2 separate regions of the Homo sapiens genome follow, and region 2 is linked to region 1. A link is an interaction called in ENCODE POLR2A ChIA-PET data of the cell type or tissue named here. Cell type or tissue: PC-9. All regions are shown on one strand. Links, peaks and the distances in the headings refer to the core of each region. The heading gives the core; the rest is flanking DNA. Region 1 has its middle 12 kb from the start of RALGDS. Region 2 has its middle 17 kb from the start of CEL.

Region 1 (4,385 bases), core at 199-4,198:
TCTGGTTCTTCCCTGCAGAGGATGCCACCTTGGGGTGCCATTTTTTTGACACGGAGCATGTGCCAGGCCCTATCTTGAGTGCTTCCCATCCAGTGTTTCATTTCAGCATGCAGTCTTTTTGAGGCAGAGATGTTCCCTGTTGATGGGCTAGAACCAAGGCTCAGCAAGGGAAAGGAACCTGCCTGGCTCACCCAGCTCCACCCAGCCAGGAAGTGACAGGATGAGGGTTTGGCCCAAGACTCCTGACACTGTAGGCCCCAGCTCCCAGCCACTGCTTGGATCCTTACAGTTAGACGTTGGGTTCCTCCTGGAGCTGGACCTGGGGGCAGGCAGGGTTGGGGAGGGGAGCTGCGGTGCCCTTGGCAGGGCTGGGTCCTGCTGGGCTCAAAGCCAATGGGAGCGGCTGGGGCAGGGCCTGGATTCTTGGATCCTCAGCTTCTTGGCAACCTGCGTGACTCAGTGGGCTGGTAATAGGGGCCGGCGGGCAGGCAGCCAGTGCAGGGGAGCCCTGCGGTGGGTGAATCAGCCAGTTGCTGAATTACTGTCCTGCCTGGGGTGGTGCCAAGCCCCAACTGCCAAAATAAGCACAGCCCCTCTTTGCCTTTCTCTCCCCACTCCAGGGTGGCCCACCTTCCACATGCCTTGGCAGGTGTGTCCTGTGGCTCTGCTGCTCCTGGGAGTCCCCGGGTCTCCCTAGCCTGGAGCAGGGGAAAGGTCCTCCCCACTGGGGTGTGTAGCCTTCCACAAGTCATTCTGCGGCTCTGCCTCCCCACCACACACAGGGGCCCTCCTGTGAACTGGAGGTCATTGAGATACTTGCACCCTGAACTTAGAAGGGCACCGTGAGGATAAAATCACCTTTGACTCTTTATGAAAAGTCATAAAGAGTCTTCCTGCTAGGAGTTTGCAGGAAGGAGTGACTGGGAGCGCAAACCTGAGAGTCAGACAGGATTGGAAGCCCTGCTCTGCTGTGTGGCTTTGGATGAGCTTTGTGCCATCTCTGAGCTTCATCCTCAAACTCACCTGCAAAACCTGCGTCACATATCATGATGGTGAAATGATACCCGCATTGGCATGGCAGTGCGTAGTAGAAATTATCAGAGGGTTGTTGACTCTGGTTTAGGCGCCAGGTTGGAGGCAGCAGTGATCAGCAGAAATGGAAGTCAGAGTCCCCAGCCTAGGCCTCCTACAGGGGACAGACCACCCACCCCAGGGACAGGGTCCCAGCAGCGTCAAGTCTGTGTGCTGCCTGGAACAAATCTACTTGTGATCCTTAATTTGGAACAGAGTAGAGGAAAGCAAGCAGCCTTGGGGGCCGGACTTACACCCTGCCTTGGCACTGACACGCTGTGTGACATCAGGCAAGTTGTTCGCCCTCTCTGGGCCTCAGTTTTCTCAGTTTTACAACAGAGATGATGACTGTGGCCTCATCTTTCTGGCAGAGGCTGTCTGGAAAAGTGCTTTGTCCCCATTGAGGTGTGCTAAAGGCGGCGCCAGACTAGGCTCTAGGGTACGAAGGGGTGTCAGGAGTTGATCCTGCCTGCCAGGCTTCTGAACGTGGCAAGAATTTGCCTCTGGGCTGCACAGTGACAGGTGTCAGTGATGCCCCCGTCCCTGGGAGTCTCCTAGTCAGAGCCAAAGAGGGAGGGGATGCCAGGCATAGGTGCAGCCTCCAGGGGCAGGATCTGTCTCCTGCACGACCACAGCATCACTACCTAGCAGAGCCGGCTGGGCCTGAATGTGTGTTGAGCGACTTGACGGGGCCTCAGGTTCCCAGAAGCCAGGGGGAGGGGAGCTGGAGTGTCCCCCCAGCTGGACACCGAGTCTGGCCAGCAGCTCCCTGAGTCAAGTTAGCAGCAGGAAAGAGGAGCAAAAGCCAGGCCTCGGCCTCTGCTATCTGCTTCCTGGACAGGATGTGGTGCCGAGTAAACAGCTTCGCGAGGAGTCACTGCTCTGGCTCTGAGTCACAGCTCCTAGCGACAGCTGCACAGTGTTTGTAAACAATGGGCCTCACACCCAGCCAGGGCCTGCCCCTACCTAGAAAGGTGCCTGTGGGTTGGGTTTTGCTAGCCTGGGCTTGTGTGTGTGGCCAGGTGCATTATCCCAGGCCACCCGGCGTGCTGGGCAGAGCATCGTGGGACCACTGGTAGGTCGTGTGTCCTGGGAGAAGCCTGGGGTCAGGGTCGTCGTAAGCTTCATGCACAGTAGCTGGAAATGTTTGTGCCATGTATGGCCCTCACTAGGCCCAGCTCCTGAAGGCAGCCAGAGTTGCGGTGGGGAGGCTGCAGGTGGAGCTCCTCCAACTGGCCTCACCCCCAGGCCCCAGCGCCTCGGCTGTCCATGGCAGTCTTCGTTCCAGGCAGTGACAGTGATGTGGCGCATCACGTGGCGGCCTGGCCAGCAGGGAACAAAGACCCTGCTCTCCCCCAGGCTGGCGGCAGAGGCAGGGCCAGGGACCACGTGGGTGGGAGGAGGGGTGCATGGCCCTGCTGCTCCCCTCCTGCCAGCACCACCTCCTCGGGACTCCTGCATTTCTGCGTGGCAGCTGGTGCTGCTCCTCCTGCAGCCTGACTGTGTCAGCAGTCCCTCGATGGCCTTTCCAGCAAGCTCAGTGCCCACTGCCCCGGGTAGCCCTGCCCACCCTGGCTCCGAAAGGAGGAGCCCCAGGATTAGGCCCTGAGGCCAGGCTGACCTGTGCTGGAGGTGGGGGCAGGGGAGATATGGGGGTAACAGGCTTGGGAAGCTGGGCTGGAGTGGGCTATTCAAGAATAGCACAGAAAGCTTGTGTGAGAGATGCAAGGCCCTGCAGAGGGCCTGGTACCCGGGAGCTGCTTGTCCAAGCAAAGGCATTAGCTCACAAACACACCAGCAGGGTGGCCTGGTTCCCTGCCACTTCCCTACTGGTCCCCCACCCCCACTATGAAAGTTGAGCGCTTCTGGCCAGGCACGGTGGCTCACGCCTGTAATCCCAGCATTTTGGGAGGCCAAGGCGGGCGGATCTCGACGTCAGGAGTTTGAGACCATCCTGGCCAACATGTAAAACCCCATCTCTACTAAAAATACAAAAATTAGCTGGGCGTGGTGCCGCATGCCTGTTATCCCAGCTACTCGGGAGGCTGAGACAGGAGACTCGCTTGAACCCGGGAGTCGGAGGTTGCAGTGAGCCGAGATGGCGCCACTGCACTCCAGCCTGGGTGACAGAGCGAGACTCCGTCTCAAACAAAAAAAAAAGAAAAAAAGAAAGTTGAGCGCTTCTTTCCAGGGCCTCTTTAAGCCCCCCACCCAACCAAACATGCGCACACTGTAGGAAACACCTTCTCGGCCACTGAGCCCTTCTACGGGGCTAGGCTGCGAGGTCACACTTTGCAGACAAGGAAACCGAGGCTCAGGGAAAGCCCTCCCCACCCCCTCAAACCACGTGGTAAGCTCCCTGTTAAACCTGGAGTGGCAGCCGAACCACACCACACAATGCCCACAGTCACATGGCCAGGCAGTCAGCAACACCGGGGTGAGAGGCCGAGGCTGGGGACAGCCTCGGATCCCTGCTCGGATACCAACCCCTGCCGCCTGCCTCACCCAGATCCTGCCTGTCTGCACAGGGCGTCTCTCCCGTTAATAGTGTGTACCCAGACAGTGACCTCTTCGCTGGTCCCCTCTCCCGGGACCGGGCCTGCCTTGCAGTACCCATCTGTGTGTGCTTCTACATCAGCAAACATTTCCAAGCTATCTGCTAGGATCCAGTTACAAGCCACACTCTGAGCACTGGGCAGACCCCGGACTGCCATCTGGACCTTGCTGCCAGGGATGGAGTCAGGCTATGGCACTCCTGGCACAGGGGCAGCATCCACCAACATTGATCAAATGTCTGTTATGTGCCTGGCACCGGGGCAGGCATGTAACCCTTTGGCACCTGAACTCCTCAATCCCCACTGGAAATGATCATTGCACATCCGCCAAGCACGGCCATGAGCCGAGCCCATGCTGAGTTCTTGTGGAATCCTCCAGCGCCCTTGTGCCCATTTTATAAGGAGCAAACTAAGGCCCAGAGATGCTAAATCATTGGCCCAGGGTTCCAGAGTCCCTGGGGATCAGAATTTCAGTCCTGGGCTGACCAATTCACAGCCTGGTTGGCTCTACTGTTCCTCGAAGGTCAAGGTTGAGTCACTGTGCGCAAGAGAGGCCAGTGGTGATGCCTGACTTTCCCAGGGGACAGGGCCTTGGAGCCTGGCACAGAGGAGGAAGTGTGCCAGATGAAAAAGAACAGGGAATGGGTGGCTGGGGCAGGGATGGTGTTGCTGCATTAAGACAGGGGTGTTGGAGAAGGCTGCTCTGACTGGGGGCCGAGTCCTGAGACCAAGGGGGAAGAACATGGTTCCCAGCAGAGG
Region 2 (4,385 bases), core at 306-4,305, 55 kb after region 1:
AGCTCACTGCAGTCTTGAACTCCTGGGCTCAAGGGATCCTCCTGCTTTAGCCTCTCAAGTAGCTGGGATTACAGGCGCCCGCCATCACACCCGGCTAATTTTTGTATTTTTAGTAGAGAGGGAGTTTCGCCATGTTGGCCAGGCTGGTCTCGAACTCCTGAGCTCAAGTGATCTGCCCGCCTCAGCCTCCCAAAGTGCTGGGATGACAGTTGTGAGCCACTGCGCCCAGCCCCTAACCTAGTTTTGGCCATGCTCTGAGCCCACATTCTTTGTGGAACCTCAAGATGGTATCTAAGCTCTGTACTCTGTTGAGAAGTTGGGTCTCCATTTCAAAGGCTCCCGTGTATACGCATTAAACAAATATGTATGCTTTTCTCCTATGAGACAATCTGTCAGTGATTTTTCAGTGGTCCTTCAGAGGGAGAAGGGGAAAGCTCTCCCTTGGTCCCCATAGTATCATCCTGAATAGTTTGAATGCTCTAAAACCCCCCTGGGCTCCATTGATTCATTCCTTCCTCACTCAAATCCCTTGAAGCGGCTACATTGTCTGGTCTACATACCCGGGGTTTGTCGTCATGCACCAGGAAAATTTAGGACAGGGACAAACACGAGGACTTTAGGAGCGGAGGTTTAATAGATAGAAGAGAGGAAAAAGAGAAACATCTCTCTCTTCTCCAAGCATAAAGGACTGGTGGGCAGCAGACACACTGAATTTTATATTCAGGTTTGTCCTTGCCCAGCCCTGCCAGCCGACTGCAGGAGCAGGAGAACTAAGGAAGGGAAAAGGAAGCAGATGAAAGGCTTAAGAAAAAGGCGGATCTGTTGGCAGCAGCCCTTATAGAAAGAGAAATTAGCCATGTGAGAGGATGTGGACGCAGATGTGGACGTGGAAGAGGTCAAGTTAGACAAGGATTTAAGAGCTGACCAAGGCTAGAGAGGGATCAATGTGAGAGATGCAAAAAAAAAAAAAAAAAAAAAAAAAAAAGGGGGCACTGGAAGGATGAATGTCCAGAAGGCAATGAGGGAAATGGCCAAGGCCGTGAGACAAAGAGGCCATTGGCCAAGGGCTGCCATACCTTAGAGGAACCAGATACTAATCTGATTGGGCTGGCAGGAGCTGAAGGATGTGAGGACTAGGACAGACCGGGCTCCTTCTCACTGGGCCTCCAGGAGTCTGTGGTCACATTAGAAGTTGAAGGCAGCAGGATTCTGCCGTATCTGGATTCCAGATTTCTCGCTGATGGCTGAGCTATTATATGAAGTTACAAAAAGAGGAGAAAAGGAACCCCTCCTCTGGGAAACAGAACAGGAGAAGGAGCCATGCCTTGTGAAAACTTCCTTATAGACTTAAACGAAATGCCCCGTGCCAGAAGCTATCGGTATATTCTAGTGTTTATTTGCATCTTTTTCAGGATAGGTTGAAGCTTTCCCCACCAGGACAGAAAAAGCACGACAAATGACTAAAGTACTGTTAAAAGATATTATCCCCAGGTTTGGACTGCCTCTATCTTTACAGTCAGACAATGGGCCGGCATTTGTAGCTGAAATAGTACGAGATTTAACAAGACTGTTAAAAATAAAATGGAAGTTACACACAGCCTATTGGCTGCATAGTTGAGGAAAAGTGGAACGCATGAAGTGGACACTCAAGCAGCTACTGAAGAAATATTGCCAGGAAGCTCATCTGAGATAAGTTCAGGTTTTGCCTATGGTCCTCCTCCGAGACAGGTGCACCCCCACCAAACAAACTGAGTATTTACCCTATGAGGTTTTGTTCAGTTGGCCAACCCCAAATCATAGGTCAAATTAAAGGTGATCTCCAGGAACTAGAGGAATTAACCTTAAGAAAGCAAATGCAGGCTTTAGGAATAGCCATGCAAGAGGTCCATGGCTGGGTACAAGAAAGGATGCCTGTAAGCCTGATAGACCAGTGTGCCCCTTTAAATCTGGAGACTCTGTTTGGGTTAAAAAGTGGAATCCAACTTCTCTAGGACCCATATGGGGTGGGCCCTGTACTGTCATCTTGTCCACTCCCGTTGCTGTTAAAGTTGCAGGTGTTATGTCTTGGATCCACCACAGTCGGCTGAAACCGGCAGCTCAGGACGAGTGGACCAGCCAGCAGGACACAGATCATCCAACCCAGCTGATCCTGAGAAGACAACAAGCTGCTGCTGAGGACGATCACCCTGCTCTGGTCACTCGTGAGGCTGACCAGTCAACGCACGGCTGAAGCTTAAGGAGACAAGCCCCGCTCTAGTCACACACCCGAAGCTGACTAGTCTACGCACGGCCGAAGCTTGAGGACTCGTCAAGCAAGTAAATGTGGTTAGAAATCTTAGGACTAGTAGTCTTCCTTATAATACTAACTGTTTTACTATTGTTCCGTTGCTGTGCTCAATCTCCTCCCCCAGGCAAGGCCCTCTTCTGTCCTTGCTGGATATGAATACGCTGTACATTGTTTTGCTGTTATCACCCCCCTTGACCATGTTAAAATAAGTACCCTTAGAAAGTGTCCCCATTGTACACACACTACAGGGTCAGGAAACAGTATAACTAGGACTCTATTATTCTATACTTATTAGGAGTGTACAGGGACTCACCTAGGAACTTGTACTTACAATCGGATCACCTATTCAATTTGTGACCCAGGAAATGGCCAGCCTTATATATGCTATGACCTTCTAAGTCTTTACCTAGGACTTGGTTTGAGGTTCATACTGAGTCAAAGAAAGGAAGTCTTATAAATCAAAGCCAAGCCTCTACCCCCCAGGGGGGGCTATAGCCATATACTTTGATATTTGTCAGTTAACATCCGTGAACCCAACCTATCTCACAATCTCTGGTCCTACAGGGTACTGTACAAACTGCCAGTACAAAATTGTATGTGCATACCCTGTTTGCCCCTCCAAGGCCCTAGCAATAGCTTGCTGGAACCGCACAACACAGTTCACTGACCGATCATCACTGAGGCTAAAGCCAATCTTGCTCATCAAAGCGCCAGCAAAACCGGACTGTAAGACAAGCACTTGCAATCCTGTAAATCTTACTATCTTAGAGCCGGATCTACCTATATGGACTACAGGTTACTCCATGGCATTACAAAGCAGCAGTCAAAAAGCTAAAGTAAATTTATATATCATAAAGAGGACTCAAACCAAGAAGTCATCCCAGCAGCAATTCCGAGTCTTTAAGTCATTCTATGAGCACATAAATCAAAAGTTGCCGAGCCTCCCCCTTTAGCCAAAAACCTATTTGCTCAGATGGCTGAAAACATTGCTGGCAGCCTAGGCATCTCCTCATGTTATGTTTGTGGAGGGACAAACATGGGAGACCAATGGCCTTGGGAAGCAAAAGAGTTAATGCCTCAAAATAACTTTACTCTGACTGACCCTTCCTGCAAACTGACTCCCACAAGTTCAAGCGTCTGGCTCTTAAAAACTTCTATTATCGGGAAATACTGTATTGCTTGCTAGGGAAAAACTTCTACAGACCCAGTAGGGGAATTAACATGTTTGGAACAGAAACATGTTAAAAAATTAGGAAAAACTTTATGGCGCGGCAAAGATAGTCCCAAACCACCTCATCCAAATCCATTCTCCCGTTTCTCTGCTCTAAACCACACCTGGTATCAGCTTGAAGCTCCAAATACCTGGCAAGCACCCTCTGGTCTCTATCGGATCTGTGGGCCACGGGCCTACCGACAGCTACCAGCCAAATGGACAGGGGCCTGTGTACTTGGAACAATTAGGCCGTCTTTCTTCTTAATCCCTCTAAGACAAGGAGAAGCCTTAGAGTATCCTGTCTATGATGAGAAGAGAGAAAGATATAGAAGGAGCGTAAAGAAAGACACAGCCATAGGGGACTGGAAAGATGATGAATGGCCCCCTGAGAGAATAATTCACTACTATGGGCCAGCTACCTGGTGGGGGACGATGGCTCATGGGGTTACTGGTCTCCTATTTACATGCTTAACTGCATCATGAGGTTATAGATAGTGCTTGAGATCATCACTAATTAAACAGCAAGGGCTTTAGATCTATTAGCCCAGCAATCTACAAAAATGAGGAATGCTATCTATCAAAATAGATTAGCTTTAGACTGCCTCCTCGCCCAGGAAGGAGGAGGATGTGGAAAGTTCAATCGAACTAATTGCTGCCTGGAAATTGATGACAATGGAAAGGCAATTATAGGAATAACTGCAAGAATGAGAAAATTCGCCCATGTTCCAGTTCAAACTTGGAAAGGGTGGTCTCCAGATTCTCTCTTTGGAGACTGGTTTTCATTTTTCAGAGGGTTCAAGACTTTAATAGCAGTAGTTCTGGCTGTACTAGGAAGTTGCCTAATACTCCTTTGTCTCTTACCTCTCCTTGCTAGAAGCATTCAAT

What was found. Peaks named below come from ENCODE experiments on the same cell type or tissue, not always from the same donor. Only the 100,000 strongest peaks of a DNase experiment are listed, where the experiment ranks them.
Region 2: POLR2A ChIA-PET joins it to region 1 with 9 read pairs; 7 of 35 experiments call an interaction of 5 or more read pairs at or near these places.

Annotation. Positions count from the first base shown.
Region 1 is chr9:133,131,490-133,135,874 of GRCh38, reverse strand. It overlaps a transcript of RALGDS not described here. Among named protein-coding and RNA genes, the nearest start is that of RALGDS, 12 kb to the right of the region's middle. RefSeq lists enhancers at 1,617-1,906, 2,621-3,165. In PC-9, for the core only: no CTCF peak of the experiment used is centred there; DNase peaks (open chromatin) are centred at 344 and 1,904; H3K4me3 peaks cover 495 bases; H3K27ac peaks cover 2,197 bases.
Region 2 is chr9:133,076,472-133,080,856 of GRCh38, reverse strand. No RefSeq gene overlaps it. Among named protein-coding and RNA genes, the nearest start is that of CEL, 17 kb to the right of the region's middle. In PC-9, for the core only: no CTCF peak of the experiment used is centred there; no DNase peak of the experiment used is centred there; H3K27me3 peaks cover 3,495 bases.